Linked DNA regions of Homo sapiens: region 1 is linked to region 2. The links are chromatin loops, found by intact Hi-C in ENCODE. Cell type or tissue: PC-3. All regions are shown on one strand.

The links. Hi-C counts contacts between places; a loop is a spot of excess contacts. Peaks named below come from ENCODE experiments on the same cell type or tissue, not always from the same donor. Only the 100,000 strongest peaks of a DNase experiment are listed, where the experiment ranks them.
Region 1: a loop joins it to region 2, with 2.8 times the contacts of the local background. A loop is called at or near these places in 1 of 110 quality-filtered maps.

The regions. Positions count from the first base shown.
Region 1 is chr4:19,452,277-19,460,276 of GRCh38, forward strand. LINC02438 (long intergenic non-protein coding RNA 2438) reads right to left here and starts at 4,714. Exons shown (of 3, transcript XR_001741605.2): 1 at 4,370-4,714. It overlaps LOC105374511 (a long non-coding RNA gene), which reads left to right and starts at 3,142. Exons shown (of 5, transcript NR_188379.1): 1 at 3,142-3,376. In PC-3, no CTCF peak of the experiment used is centred here; a DNase peak (open chromatin) is centred at 3,115; H3K4me3 peaks cover 3,304 bases; H3K27ac peaks cover 2,150 bases.
Region 2 is chr4:19,376,736-19,384,735 of GRCh38, forward strand. The region is part of intron 1 of LINC02438 (long intergenic non-protein coding RNA 2438); the gene reads right to left. Among named protein-coding and RNA genes, the nearest start is that of LINC02438, 76 kb to the right of the region's middle. In PC-3, no CTCF peak of the experiment used is centred here; DNase peaks (open chromatin) are centred at 2,776 and 4,496; H3K4me3 peaks cover 1,121 bases; H3K27ac peaks cover 2,236 bases.

The DNA.
Region 1 (8,000 bases), 76 kb after region 2:
TTCTTCTTCACAGGGCAGCAGGAAAGAGAAGTGTCAGTCAAAGAAGAAAAAATCCCTTATAAAACCATCAGATCTCGAAAGAACTCATTATCATGAGAATAACATGAGGGTAACTGCCCTTATGTTTCAATTACCTCTCACTGGGTCCTTCTCATGACAGTTGCTAACCTCCATGGAATGAAAAATCCACTTGTAACTTTTGACTCCTCAAAACCTAACTACTAATGGCTTACTGTTGAACAGAAGCCTGACTGACAACATAAACAGTTGATTAACACATATTTTGTATGTTATATGCATTCATATTACAATATTACAATAAAGTAGGCTAGAGAAAAGTAAATTATAAGAAAATCGTAAGAAAAAGAAAATATATTTATTTTTCATTAAGTTAAAGTGGATCATCATAAAGGTTTTCATTCTCATCTTCTTCACATTGAGATGGCTGAGATGGAGGAGGAAGAGGAGGGTTTGGTTTTGCTCTCTCAGGGGTGGCAGAGGCAGAAAAAGTTCATATATAAGCAGATCCATACAATTCAAACCCATGGTGTTCAGTGGTCAACTGTATGTGTGTGGGCATATTTCTGGGCTCTGTATTGTTCCATTGATCTATTAATCTTTTCTTTTATCAATACCAGACTGTCTTGATTACTGTTTTTATTTTTATCTTTGTGTTTGTAAGATGGTTAACAGCATCAACTGAGAGTAAGTGTTCTCAGTAGAGAAAAAGAGAGAGGAGAGAGAGAGAGAGAGAGATTGTTTCCAAAACCATCCAATAAAAGTTTTCAGTCTTCCACTGTTAACTCACTTCTGAATAAATTTTTATGGCAAAGCACATAAAGGAGGATGATAGTTCAAGATATCAGGACTAATCACTGGAAAAGTGGATGAGGAAGACTTTTAATTTTAACTGACACATCAGGAATCTAAAGAAATCTAGATCTATATTAACAGTTGTAGAAATGATAAATTTAATCATATGCCTTGGAAAGGAAATGAAATGAAGGAAATGATAGATGTACTAAGCTAATTAAAAACAGAATACCGTTGAATTTTCTAAGACCGAAATTTTGAAAAAAAACAATGGAAAAGTAGAGGTACTAAACACATTATTTAATTCACTCCCTTCTGAGACAATAATATGTCCTCTGGGTTACATATGTGTCTCAATAAGATGTTTGACATAATTTGGTTCTGTGTTCCCACTCAAATCTCATCTCGAATTGTAATCCCCGTGTGTCAAAGGAGGCAGCTGGTGGGAGGTGATTGCATCAAGGGGGCAGATTTCCCCCATGATGTTCTCATGATAGTGAGTTTTCATGAGATCTCGTTGTTTGATAAATATCTGGTGCTTCCCCCTTCTCACTCTCTCTCTCCTGACACCATGTAAAATGTGCCTTGCTTCCCCTTCACTTTCTACCATAAGTGAAAGTTTCCTGAGGCCTCCCCAGCCATGGGGAACTGTGAATCAATTAAACCTCTTTCCTTTATAAATTACCCAGTCTCAGATAGTATCTTTATAGCAGTGTGAGAACAGAGTGATAGTGTCTCAGTTCGAGTACAGATGAGCTGGATGTCATAATAATATAAATTCTGACATACTGTCTGTGCTTGAGTTCTGACAACGCCAATTCCTAGTTGCATTATTTTGGACAGAAAATGATTTATGTCCCACTCTGTTTCCTCATCTGTAAAATGCTAACAACAATGGTAACTGCTTTGCACTGTTTCTGTAAACATGATCAAATAATGTATACAATGTATATAATGCTCAGTAAAATGCCTGACATTTGTAAACTCAATTTATGCTAGCTAATAATTTGGTTGAGATCAATCAAGCATTAGACTTATGAAGATTTATACATTTGTTCTGCAAAGCCATCTATCTGCTTGTTATTTCTATCTAATATTCTGCGTAAATTACTTCCAGTCAATGTCATTGTTTCTATCTGTGAAGAATTAAAAGAGTGATAGGAACAAGGATAAACAACAAGTTGTTTTGGCATTCTTACAAACGGGCTTTCATTTTTGATTTGCTTTCCTGTTCCAGGAATTTGTTTATTTGCAAAAGACAAAAATAAAAGCTACTAAGGGCTTCATGCCATGCAATCAGAGGAAAACTTGGCATGGCTTTGAAACTTTGTGATCAAAGCACTTGGGAAAACATGTTAGGGGTACCCAAGAATATTTGGTTTTGTGATGGGTTACATGTGACGTTAAAGAGCTTTAATTTAGAGGCACAAATTGGCATAGACTAGAGAAAAATATAACATATTCAAAGGTACCTGATTGCTCTTAGTTGTCGTTACATGAGGTTATTACCACCACTGACCTTCAATCATAATCAGCTTCACATATATAGTAAAGAGTTGGACAATTAAGAATCCTCATGGTAAGAGAGAACTTTTGGAGTCACAAATCCTTGAGTCTTCTCCATTTCTGCCACCTGCTTGGTGGCCACCATCTTGGACAAGCTGGTTAACATCTATAAGAATTGATTTCCTCATCTGATATATTTGTATAATAACATTGATCTCAGGGCTTTTGAAAGCATTAAATATATATAAAGCCCAGCATGGTGGCTCACACCTACAGTCCTACCTACTGGGAGTATGTGATTATGGAGTATCCATTGTGTGACGTAAAAGTATGTGTGTCTTATAGTAAAGTGCTCCATAATCACATACTTTATTTTTCATGTGTTCATATGTTCATATATATCACTTGTTATAAAACACATCTTAAGTCCATTATGAAGCTTATATCTACCTTAAACAATGCATGCTTGTATATAATAATTTTTAAAAAGAAAAAAATATAAATAATAGAAAGGCTGGAACAACAAATGAATACAGGAATGATGCTAATATAAAAATACAAACCCTAAATTTTCTTTATATATTTTGAGGGTAAGCTAGTTTCAGATTTTTCTCTAAGGTTTTGTAGGAAGAGAAAAATTGGTCACACTAACGCCATTTTAAAATATGCCCCCATCTGTAAGAGGCAGAGCCACCTGAGGTGAAAAGGTAAACGGCTTGTGTAAGATTTGGCTGAAAGTCCAGAAATTAACTCAAGTCCTGGAACATGTCCTGGGACACTCCCCCGGAACGATTGTTCAAGTCCTGGAGTACGTTTCGGAACGCTGCTCCCGGAACACCGCTCCTGGAGCGATTGTTTCAATGTTGCTTGCTCGGAATGGCCCTCCTGAGCAAACAACAGACGGTGCTCAAAGTAACAACTGGACTTAATAAAAGGAGCTTACACGAAGGAGGAGCTGAAGGCTGCTGTGGTCGTGTGCTGGGGGCTGCCCCAGCTCCAGCTGCAGGACCCCGGCCGTCTGCCTTCCGACTCCGGTGATGATTCTTCCTGCGGTCTGGTGAGCTTTGGTTACATGTTGTCTTCTATTGTTAGTTCTTTTATACCTACTTAAGACCTGCTTTTGCTGTGATATTTGCTCACTTTTTTTTTCTTTTTTTTTTCGAGATGGAGTCTCACTCTGTCACCCAGGCTGGAGGGCAGTGGTGCAATCTCGGCTCACTGCAGTCTCCGCCTCCAGGTTCCAGCAATTCTCCTGTCTCAGCTTCCCAAGTAGCTGGGATTACAGGCATGCGCCACCACACCCGGCTAATTTTTGTATTTTTAGTAGAGTGAACTATGTTGACCAGTCTGGTCTCGAACTCCCGACCCTAAGGTGATCCGCCCCCCGGGGCCTCCCAAAGTGCTGAGATTATAGGCGTGAGCCACCGCGCCTGGCCTTGCTTAACGACTGCAGGCTCCCGGGCATCTCCCTTCAGACTCCCGTGATAGGGCTTCCTGTGGTATTATGAGCTTCCGGTTACATTTTACTGAGCTTTGGTTACATTTTGTTTTCTCTTGTTATAAGGCTAATTTTCTATTGCTATTTGCTTAAAGTAATAAAGTTTTAGTTTACCCCTCCCTCCCACTTGAGTGTTCGGCTGTCCTTCTGACACCATCTTGAAACAGGTTTATTCAAAGATAAAAAAGGCAGTACGAACTCTGCAATAATTCACAGAGCCCATTACATAATGTAAAACAACCAGTCAGTGAAAGCAAAACTCTTCATTCGTTACTGAGACTCCTACTTGTGAAGCTGCTGGGGAGGTGACGGGAGGACAACTGGCTGCACCCCTCAAACACTGCTCTGGCAGCCCAGTCCCCACAGCTCCGTTTCTGAGCCCTGGCGTCCACTACTGTCTGGCCTATGGGCAGTACGCTCCTCAGTTTGGTTTCCCTCTCTTCTGCCCACACCTTGGTAATTAGACCTGCATTAATTAGCTTCCACTGTGTTATGCCGAGATAAAAACTACCCCCACATTTTAGTGTCTTTTAACAATAGTTTTTCACTTACATTGTGTGGAAATCACCGGAGGTTGGTGGCAGCTCTGCTCCACCTGTCTCATCTTGAAGAGGATGAGTCCAGACTGAAGATGCAGCCCGTATGTGGAATATGCCACTTCTGAGGCAGACAGGAAGAACCTGAGAGCTGCCAGAAACAAGCAGCCCTCTTAAAGCTTTCATTCGCACTTTGGGAGGCCGAGGCGGGCGGGTCACGAGGTCAGGACATCAAGACCATCCTGGCTAACATGGTGAAACCCCGTCTCTACTAACAATACAAAAAAACAAAAACAAACAAAAAAAAATTAGCCGGGCATGATGGCAGGCGCCTGTGGTCCCGCGTACTCGGGAGGCTGAGGCAGGAGAATGGCGTGAACCCGGGAGGCGGAGCTTGCAGTGAGCCGAGATCGCGCCACTGCACTCCAGCCTGGGACACAGAGCGAGACTCCGTCTGGAAAAAAAAAAAAAAAAAAAAAAGCTTTCATTCAGCTCTGACATCTCCTGTCCCATGTCATGAGTGTGTCAGGGTGTAGTGCAAGCTGCCAAACGTGCTTCTCCCAAAAGAAGGCCTCTTGAGGGACAGAACTCTGGGTTGTGGTTGGAGGGTGTGTATCGGTGAGAGGATGGTGGATGTGTAATTCCCTTACAGGAAAGGGGACTGCTGCTCACCGGGAATGGTAATATAATCTGCAGCCTTTTAAAACTTTGCTCAACTTTCTTAATCAGAATCACTTGTCTCCTAGCATTCTGACCTTTACATTGTTTAGGGGAGAAAGAAAACAGATACTCCAGTTGAGGAGGGATGATATTCAGTGACAAAACCTTGGCAATAAAAATATTGACAAAATGAACATTCATACAATTTTTAAAATGTAAACAAAATGTTTCAAAAATATGTATTATTGTTTGCTATATTCCCTCTTTAAACTATCATGACTTCTTAAATTATCTTACCAGTACCTACCTATTTACTGCACGCTTTACAGAAGAGGAGTCTTTCTAAGGCTGTGTATACATTTGCCACAGAACCAAATGGGTTTGTTTACTGTTAGTTTTATATATTCCTCTAGGTCATTAATTTTATACAAGATTCAAGAGTATTTATTTGTGTTGGTAAACCGTAATCCATAATTCTCATTTATTTATTTATTGTAGAGACAGAATCTCATTACGTTGCCCAGGCTGGTCTCAGACACCTGGGCTCAGGCAGTCCTCCTGCCTAGGCTTCCCAAAGTGCTGGATTAGACATGAGCCACTGCACCTGGCCCATAATCCATCAATCATTGCACCAATCTACTATACCAGCCCTTTTGGTTATTTCTATTTTTTTTTTACTATTGTAATTTCACTATGCATTTGTCAAATTATTTTCCTTTTTTTTAAAGTCACATCAAGATTTCAAATCTTATCTCTTTTAAATCTCTTGCTAGTTAGCATTAATGGCCATCCAGAAAAAATACCAATTTTTATTTTCTTTAGGGGTCTCTTTCCTTTACATCTTTCATTATATTCCTTTAAAATTATTAATTTTTAAAAAACTTAAAAAAATTTGTGGGTACATAGTAGGTGTATATATTTATGGGTTACCTGAGATATTTTGATACAGGCATGCAATGTGAAATTTGATCTTTGCTAATCTTAAGGTGAATGATCATACTTCTGGCAACTGGTGAATTCAGTGGTGTATAGATATGCTTGATACATGTTTTTTTGTATAAATACATATATACATGCATATATATAACATGTATACGTACATGTATTATACATATATACATGTATATATATGCAAGTATTTTTTATATATCCACATGTTTTAGTTTCAAATAAATATGCTTGCTTTATAATTTTTCTAATATTAATGTATTTTATACAGAATTTAAAAACAAAGTTATTTGATATGATTCTAAAGATCAAAGTTGTATAAATAATCTTTCATAGTTTTGGTACATTATTAAATTTCAAAAAATAAAAATATAATGAATCCAGAATTAATTTTTAAATATGGTATGATTTAGGCACCTAATATTTTTTAAATAAACAGTCACATTTCCATATATCATTTATAAAATAACATTTTTAACTTTTATTAATTTGACTACCACCTTTATTATATAATTTAGTTTTTACACATTAGTGTTTTCTTATATACCCCATTAAGTGCCTATTTCTCTGCTACTACAACATAATTTAAATTTTTGTCACTTTATACCCTGTTTCTGTAACAGGCCGATCTCTCCTTTTTCTCTCTTTTTAAGTTAAAATTTTTTTTTCCATATACGTAAGTCCATATGAACTTAATTTAAAAACAATGTAAAACAAAATGTTTTTTAATTTTGTTAAATATATACATTATTTTGAAAAAATGCCACTTTTAGTATATTGTCTTCCTGTGCAAGAACATTATCTCTCCATTTACTTTTCTAATATTTATATTGATTAAAGTGTTGTATTTCTCATATTTCTCAAAATTAAAAACATTTCTTGGTTTTTAATTTTTGCCCATTTTCATTATATATCAGATATTTTCAACATAATGTTAGAAAATTATCAATTTAAAACAATAAAATATATTATTGAAAATTTTCTGAATTCTGCCATTGTTTTACAGATATTACTCTTAGTCAAAAATTTTATCCACTGCAGAAAATTATGATTTGAACTCCTCCATTCTGATCAATGATGCTATTGTTGCCTTTGCAATAGCAATGCCAACTCACTTCAGTTACAGTGGTGATTGTAGTATTCTTTCTATTCTTTTATTGTATTTAATTAATATCCTAGTGATTTACCATTAAGTATCATTCTGATCCTTAATTTAAGATTTTTTTTCTTTAATAATATGAAGGAACTATATGTCTTTATTGGACCGTAAGTTTATTTTATTAAAAAGTAATTTTATTAAAGCATTTGAATTTATCAAAACTATTACATATTCATTTTATTTTCCTTCTACATAGAACATGATTCACACTTTTGAATATTAATTTGCAAGTTCAATTCAAAATAGTGTTCTTCCATTGTATCATTTATTATCATTTCCTTTCCACTTGTTTTTTCTCTTTCTTTGCACTGGCATTTCTCTTTATCTGGGAATAAAGATCTCTTTTCCTATACTGGACAAGTCTGGAAACCAAGATAAACTAGACACATTTGAATGCAAAGATCCCATTGCTAGCAAGTAGCATTCCCATTTGACATTTGGCTTGAAGTCTGGTAAAGAGGACGGGTAGGATAAATATGTAGTGAGAAAAAATAATCATATTTTTACCCCTACATCATTACTTGTGCCCATATTGCAGATATTATATAGAGAACAAATGTTTGTTCTTCCATAGCATGTTAATTCCTAAGAGAGTTGGAAACCAAATGAATAATACACTCACTATTTATTTATTTATTTATTTATTTATTTATTTCTGAGATGAGGTCTGGCTCTGTTGCCTAGGCTCAAGTACAGTGGTGCAATCACATTTCACTGCAGTTGAGCCTCAAACTCTCAGACTCAAAGGATCTTCCTGCCTCCACCTCCCACGTAGCTGGGACTAGCGCATTTGTCTAGCACATTAAAGGTGGTTCCTTGTAGAGATAATGTACAATCATATTTTTTTTACTATTTATCTACCTCATTATGTAATCTACAA
Region 2 (8,000 bases):
AACTGTGTGGTGTTAGGAGGTGTTCCTTACAATTTTGTCTTTGCAAACAGTTATTCCTTGATTCAACCCACCACCACTACAACTACTATCCCTCACTGATTCACCACAAATTGGGTAAATAGTTATTAATTTACTTATTTTTAAAATTGCTGAAATGTATGTATATGTCACATTTATTTCAATGTTTAGTATTAGACGTGATATATCTCTTTTAATTAGAAGTTTGGTGATGGTTTTGTGAAGAGAAGTATGCCATAAGAACTTAATTCTTGTTTACATCAATTCATTTATGGTACAATTGGTTTCATATATGCTGTTTCACTTGAGTCACAGTTCCAAAGGACCGATCCATTATGTGGAGTGATTATTTACCATACTTCTCTGGCTTGATTCCTTTTGATACTGATCTTATTTATAAGTGCTTTCAGAAATTTCTTCTGGAACAAGGAAGGCAGATCCATCTACTTCCTCATCTACTTCGTGGCCTTTTTTCTCTGTCTCCTTATGTTCTCTGAATCCTGGCTCTGCCTGAGAACGCGTCTTCCTCTATTGTGCCGACCAGTGAAAAAATGTTCATTTTGCCAAACCGGCCATCAATAGCTTCACCTTACTTTCAGGATTCCTATTGTGTATCACAGGTATTATATCTCACACAAACCTCTATACTCTATACCATAGTGTTTTGTGTCTGGTTTTGAGTTTCATTCTTTATCCTAGACACACTGTAAATCTAGGAGAAATCCATAATTACAAACAAGATTCATCCAACTAACCAGTTCCCAATCCCTGGACTTCCTCCACTTAGTGGCTTTGATCTATGTCCTACTTAATTATCCTCTACTATACCATTACCTGGATCTTATTTTCAGGCATGAGTGTATCATAATAGAAAATTTAACATCCAGCGACACACACTCTGACCACTAAGTCTTGTTATTCCAAGACTCACACACTCACATTCATTAAACTTTTAAATTAAAGTATTGAGGCCACCAAGCCACTGACCTTTCATTTCTTCTACTATCGTACTGGAAGCTCAACAAGTGAATAACTGTTAATGTTAATTAATATGAAACAAATAGTTATTGGACACTTCCTTAATTCACCTAGGAAATAAGGTAATTATGCATAGTATTTTTCAGCTTTCCTCTCTTCTGTTTGATTCCCCTCTTTGTTACTTTATACTAATTCCAGACAACGAGATTCCTTTCCCTATCCTTAGCCAGCATCTGACTCTACCAATACCTCTGACCTCATCAGTTCCTGACACCTCTGGGATCTTGTTCCATCAGTGCCCTAACCCCTAGCTCCTCTGTCTTCAACCTCTCTTTCTCTATTTAAACAGCCCTCTCCTCAGCTTATAAATATCTGAAGCCCTAAATAGCTGGAATCACTGTACCCTCAAGCTATTATCCTTCTCTCCCAAGCCATTCTAATGCATGATTTTCAACAGACATCTGCAGTGGCTATGGTCTGTTTTATCATGTCCTTCCTCAATGAATTTTCAGAATCTACTAAAATTGTTGTTACACATGTCACCAATAGCCTTAATTACTGAATATTAATGAATTTTCTACTATTTTCTTCTATCATCTTTACTCTTTATTTAATTTGCCAAGGCCCTCCTTTTGAAATGCTTCATCCTTTTTAATTTTGTGACATCTTTCTCTTCTGCCTAAAGACATTTTTCTGCCTCTTCCATGGGCTTCTCTTCCTCTGCTTTCACTCTGTATGCTTTCTCAAACTTAGACACCCAATTTCATAGTTTTATGCTAATCATCCTTATGCGTATTGCTCAAGCTACCTTAAAAACTTACTTCTAATTTTCCTGGATCCCTTCACCTGAATGTTCATCAATTGCTATATATTGATAATGTCCCAATCTAACTTCCACTAAATCATGTACTATTCATTTGAGTTGGTCACCTTTAGGTAATCTCTCAAACACTTAGCTATCATTCTCACCTCTCCATACTTTCAGCCACCAAATCCAATTATTTATTAAGTCCTAAATACTTATATCAAATTTATGTATTAAATAAGTATTTCCCGTTATTTACATATGTGAAATACACACATACACACACATAAATGTTTTTTCTCTGTCTTCATATCAATGTATCTTTCCTTGTAGATGTCTCTAAACTCAAACAGGTTTATTGCACTAACTTCCTAACTATCCTCTCTGTTTTCAGTTTTGACTCCTTAGATCATGCTGGGACTAGGTTCCATAAATACAAACCCAACTCTGACACTTCTATTTAAAAGTTTCCAGTCACTCCACATTTTCTATGTAATAAAACCAAGTTTTTAAATATGGCTTTCTAGGTATTTTAAAGTTTGAAACTACTCATGCAGATTTATTTCTTGCTATCCTCCTCTTCACCCTTTATACTCCAGCAGCAATGCATTGCTTGTATTTTCTTTACACCCCTCCAGAATATATCACATTACTTTTGCTAATGTTTATCTTTGCCTCGGTGACCCTTTTCTACGCATAGGCCTTCCTCACTAGTCCTCTTTATTCCCCTGTCACCTGCCTGGAAAACTTCTACGCCTCCTTATTTTTTAAGACTCAGGTCTGAGGTCACTCTTTCCAATGCATCTGCTCTGACCCTTCTGGACTGGCTGATGTGTCCCTCTTCTGTATGTAGTTTGTTAGATGCTATAGCATGTTTTGTCCCTACCTTTACCACTAGACTGTGATGTCCTTTAGTGCAAGGGCTATGTCTCATAAATCGCTGTAACTCCAGCATATAGCAAAGTTCCTGACACATGGCCAATAAACTTTTATTGCATAGGGAGTCTTCAAGCCATAAAATGATTCACAGTAGAATTAACGGAGAAGTAACATGGTCCAAGCACTCCTGGAGGAATCAGTGCTCTGTGTGATGCTGGAGAGGTCACTTCACCTTTCTACAGCTCTACTCCTCAGCTGACAAACGACCACCTATATTTTAAGGTTCTTTCCTGTTCCATATTTCTATAAATTACGTCTCTTCATGCTGCATTTATGTTTTTCATGTTTTCTATTATAGAATTTTAACAACTCCCTTAAGATACTTCGCAGACATTCCACACACGGTAACTACATTGAAGTTGAGAACCTATTGTGAATTAAGTCATTTACACAGATTAAGTTCCCCAGCAAAGAAAGATGAGTAAGTGTAAATTGAATAAATAAATACATTTTATTACCAACTTTTAAAAATGTACTGAAGAAATATAAATTTATGGATAGAAACTTCAGTCAACCAAGAATAAAGCATACTCACATAGCCATAGTTTTTTAGGGGGGTATGTGGGAGTATGAATAGTCCAGATAAGCTATGTGCGCTAAAACCTTATTCATTAAGGCAACATTTTTTTGAGAATCTATTGAGTGTTAAGATATTTATTATATGCAGTTGTCAGTCCAGTCATCAATAATTATATTACAAGTATCAATTTAGTTGTATTTCAATGCTACTCATTCTTTTTCACTCAGTGTTGAGGGAACTTTCTTATTCATCTCTCTATGTTTCTGGTAGAATGTAAGTTCTTGAAACTCACCACCAGAGTTAAGATTCTGGTCCTGCTACTTTCTATCTGTGTCTCCCAAGGCAAGATATTTGACCTTCCTTTGCCTTAGATTTCTCTCCTATGAAATGGAGATGAATATACAAGTACCTACACATAGATCAGGTCAGGTATATAAAATGAGTTAATATGTGCAACATAAAAACAAAAACATGTAGAATTAAGTAAGTTACAATCACATACACATTACATATGCTACTGAACATAATGTGTCCAACAATATCCCTGTATTAGATGTTTACTATGTATTTATTGTATTAACATTAACTTGACAATAACACAAATCTATTACATAAGCCATATATACAAAAAGTCCAATGAAAGGTTAAACTATGTCTTAATAGGAGGTAAATTGCGTTGGAGTAGTAAAAGCTGAGAAATATTACTGACATTTAAATTTTTCTAAAGATGCATTGGTATTCATTCAGCAAACATTTATTAAATACACATTACATTGTAGATGCTGTGCTAGGTGCTGAAATAATGCGAACAGAACACATGACTCATGCCTTTATGGACTTTCAGTAGGGAAGACACACATTGAATAACTTTTTGTATTTATAGAATATTAAGATGAAAAAGTTTGATGTCCTACACTTGATCTTAGCCAAAAGGTGAAGAAGTGATGAAAAAGTTTGATGTCCTATAGGAACAAATAAAACATAGATCTAATATGTAAATTAGGAAGGACATTTTGAAGGAAGTAACTTTTTGTGTGAAACCGGGAAAGTAAAGAGATATTAATCCATGCTGCAGGATGTGGAAATGAGGAGTGGTAGGAGAAGAGAAACAAGTTTATTAAAAGCGGCAAGATGTAGCAAAAAGTGTATTTACCTAGGGTCAAAAATGCTTCCCATGTTACTTTCCAAAGTATTCAACTCTAAATTCATTTTGCAATAAATCCTCTTTTATAACCACTGGAGTTTATGCATCCTCCTGAGTTATGTTTAAATGTGTTCACATAGAACATTCTTTGGAGGATTATTCACATCACTATATGAGAAAGTTTCCAGGTATGACTAATGCAACAAAATTTTGTACAATGGTAACTTCCTAAATATTTATATCAAACTTTAAAACCTTGCTTCATTTAATTGTATCATTTAAATTTTACACCTACTAGTGACCTGCATTTGAGTTTCCTCATTATACAAAAATGGGAAGTAAAGCTGATTGGTGTTTGCAAAGTCACACAGCTAATGTTACTAGAAATCAGGTGACCGAACTGTAGATCCTGAAAATATTGTGGTACAGAGCCCAAGCTTATTTGTATTGATTAGGGCTCACTTTGCATAGTGAATATGAAGGAGAGTCATTCATTCCATAAATGTTTAATGGATACCTTTCAAGCACCAGGCACTGATTTAGATATTGGGGATAAATCAGTGAACAATGCAAGCAACTGTCCTGTCTTCACGAAGCTTACTTCCTAGATGGCAGAGGTAGAAACAAACAAGATGAATGAGTAAATTACAGCTTGTTAGCAGTGGCAAGGGCTAAGAAGACAAATAATTGAGAAAGGAGGATAAACAGCATAAATGTGCAGTTTTTGAATAAGCAAAGAAAGCCTCACTGGAATTATAACTTTTAACCAAAGACCCATAGGAGAAGAGGGATAGAGCCACACTGAGATCTCAGAGAAAGTCTTCCAAGTAAAGGCAATTGTTACATAAAAACCACAGGGCTTGGGGGCTGTGTGGAACAGTAAGGTAGCCAACGTGCCTGGAGTGGAAAGAACAAGGCAGAAAGTGGTAGGAAAGGTAACAAGGGGTTAGATTTTACAGGGCATTAGGCCATGGTGAGAAATTTTGCTTTTAGGATGAGTGAGATGGGAAGTCATTGCGGGGTTCAGAGCACAAGAAAGTCAATGCCTGGTTTATATTATAAGAGGATAACCTAGACGGTTATGTTGTGAGGGGACTGTTCGCAAAGGCCAATGCAGAAAGGCCAGTTAGGAGTCCATTAAAATAACAGATGATGGTAGATGTGTCCAGTGAATAGGAGATGACAAGACAAGATCAAATTCTGATATCTTTTTCAGGTTAGGATGACAGGATATAGAATTGTTTTAGCGTTAGATATGGGTGTAAAAGGAAGAGAGGTATCAATGAGTACCACAAGTTTAAAGACAACAGGTAATATATCAACCTCATTTATCTTCCTGCTAGCCTTGTGAGTATGTGTTACTGTTGTTTTATTATTTTTATTGTTGTTTTTCTGTTTATTAGTTATATTGCAGAAGTGGTTTGAGAAAGTTGAATAGAAAGAGTAAGAAGAGTGAGGGTACTTATTGGGCTGGGAACCTGGTGAAAGTTCAAATAAACTTCAGGAAGGATATTTGTAGCTGACCTGTAATAAAAACATCATTTCGGAAGCCAGGAATTTTTTTTTTCACATAGAAAATTGTTACTGTTTTATAGGTAGAAATTAGAGAAAATGGCAGAATTGGGTTATATTTTCTATAGAACTTGGTTGTTTGTAACTAAATCAACAAAAATTATCTCTATACAGCATCCTCTTAGAGCTAGTAACAGCTTGGCCATCCTAAACTCTTCTTTGATATGTTATTTGTCTTGAATAGTATTTCATCTGGAGTAAAAATTAAGAATTGTATTTCCACAAAAAAGCATGCTTATTAGTCTGCAATTTTCTCAAAGTCAGCAGTTGAATCATTTTGAGAGTAAACACCTTGATGTGAATACTTAGAAAGTGTATTTAAGGGTTAGCAAGGATAGACAGTAATTCTGAACAATGACACGTATGACTTCAGTGCTAGACTTCATGCTGAGGGTTCACTGCACTTGTTATTTCACAATGGCTGCCTCAGAAGATGAGCTAACATAACAACCTACTGCCAATGCCATAAACAATTGCCAATTTCATTTTACAGGAGTCACATGGAAGAGCTGAACCAGAAAAAGTGATGATGGTAGACAAAACTGAATACGTATGACTCATTCAGAGCTGGGCATTAGCACAGAATCAATGTTGGATTTCCCAAGTTCAAACCGGAATTTTGCCAGTAATTACTTACATGACCTTGAGGAGACCACTGAGCTTACTTCTTCACTTTAAAACATAAGGAGTTAATGTAGACTTCCACTGGAGAATCATGTGACTCAAATGAGACGAGGCATGTGTAAAAATGTTTTAAAACACTGAAACAATACTTGATGTTACTGAACAGATTTTCCATTTGAAAGAAGGAAAGGCGGAGAATTTAGCAATTATTTAAATTATTTAAATGATTTAGCAATTACTCAGTACTTTCCTTGGCTTCAGGAATTGCCCACATGCTACTCCATTGAATCTGAACAACAACATAATTTATCTATCTATCTATCTATCTATCTATCTATCTATCTATCTATCTATCATCTGTGTACTTAACAACAATCTGTCGTGCATCTTTCCCAATGTCATTGCATATGTCAAAATCAAGATCCAAACTTAGGTCTGTCTTGCTCCCAAACCTGCATAATTCCTGTTATACCAACTCACCCTCTGTCCATTTTACACTGTATCAGGGATGGAGGAAATAATAGAGATTATCTAATGAAACGGTTTTCAAATATTTGTTTGCAAAGTCCTGTTGAGAAACTTAATATTTGCTAGAAGTAGGGTTGCCCTTGTTAAAGCAGCAGTGGGAACCCCAAAATTGTTTCTCCACTTGGCTCTCTTCCACTTCTGTCCTTGGGATAGTGAGTACCTTAGAGTTTCAAAAAACATTATTGTAGCGCATTCCCCTCACTTTTGTACCTTTTAAAAAAGCAAAGGCTCTGGGAGTCTAACTGATTTAGCCAAGAGCACACATCTTTTTTTTTTTTCTTGTTTTGTCGTTAAAAAAAGGCAATGTTCATATGTAAATAATCTCTATGAATAATATTCCTGTTTCCTATCAAATTGCTGAACCAGTTAAGAGATAAATTTGTTATCTCTTAACTATCAATCACATAATTGATGGAGCTGCTGGGGAAGCATGGCTCACCGTGTGGCAACAAAAGGCTGCTCCCAGAATCAGCAATACCATGTTACAGGTAAGACCGCTTTTCCCTAGCTCAGAGCCTTTCCCAGTAAACTTGCTACTGGGGCAAAAACGGACCAGAATATAAGCTCCTTGGAGGTCAAATCCTATAGCTGAAGGGGTAGTGAGGTTGAGTTCTGTCTACTCAATTACTTCTTTATTAGTCAATTTTCATGCTGCTGATAAAGATGTGCCCAAGACGGGGCAACCTACGAAAGAAAGAGGTTGAATGGACTTACAGTTCTGCATGGCTGGGGAGACCTCACAATCATGGTGGAAGGAAAAAGTCATGTCTCACATGGCGGCAGATGAGAAGAGAGAGCTTTTGCAGGGAAACTCCCGTTTTAAAAACCATCAGATCTTGTGAGAGTTATTCACTATCACGACAACAACATGG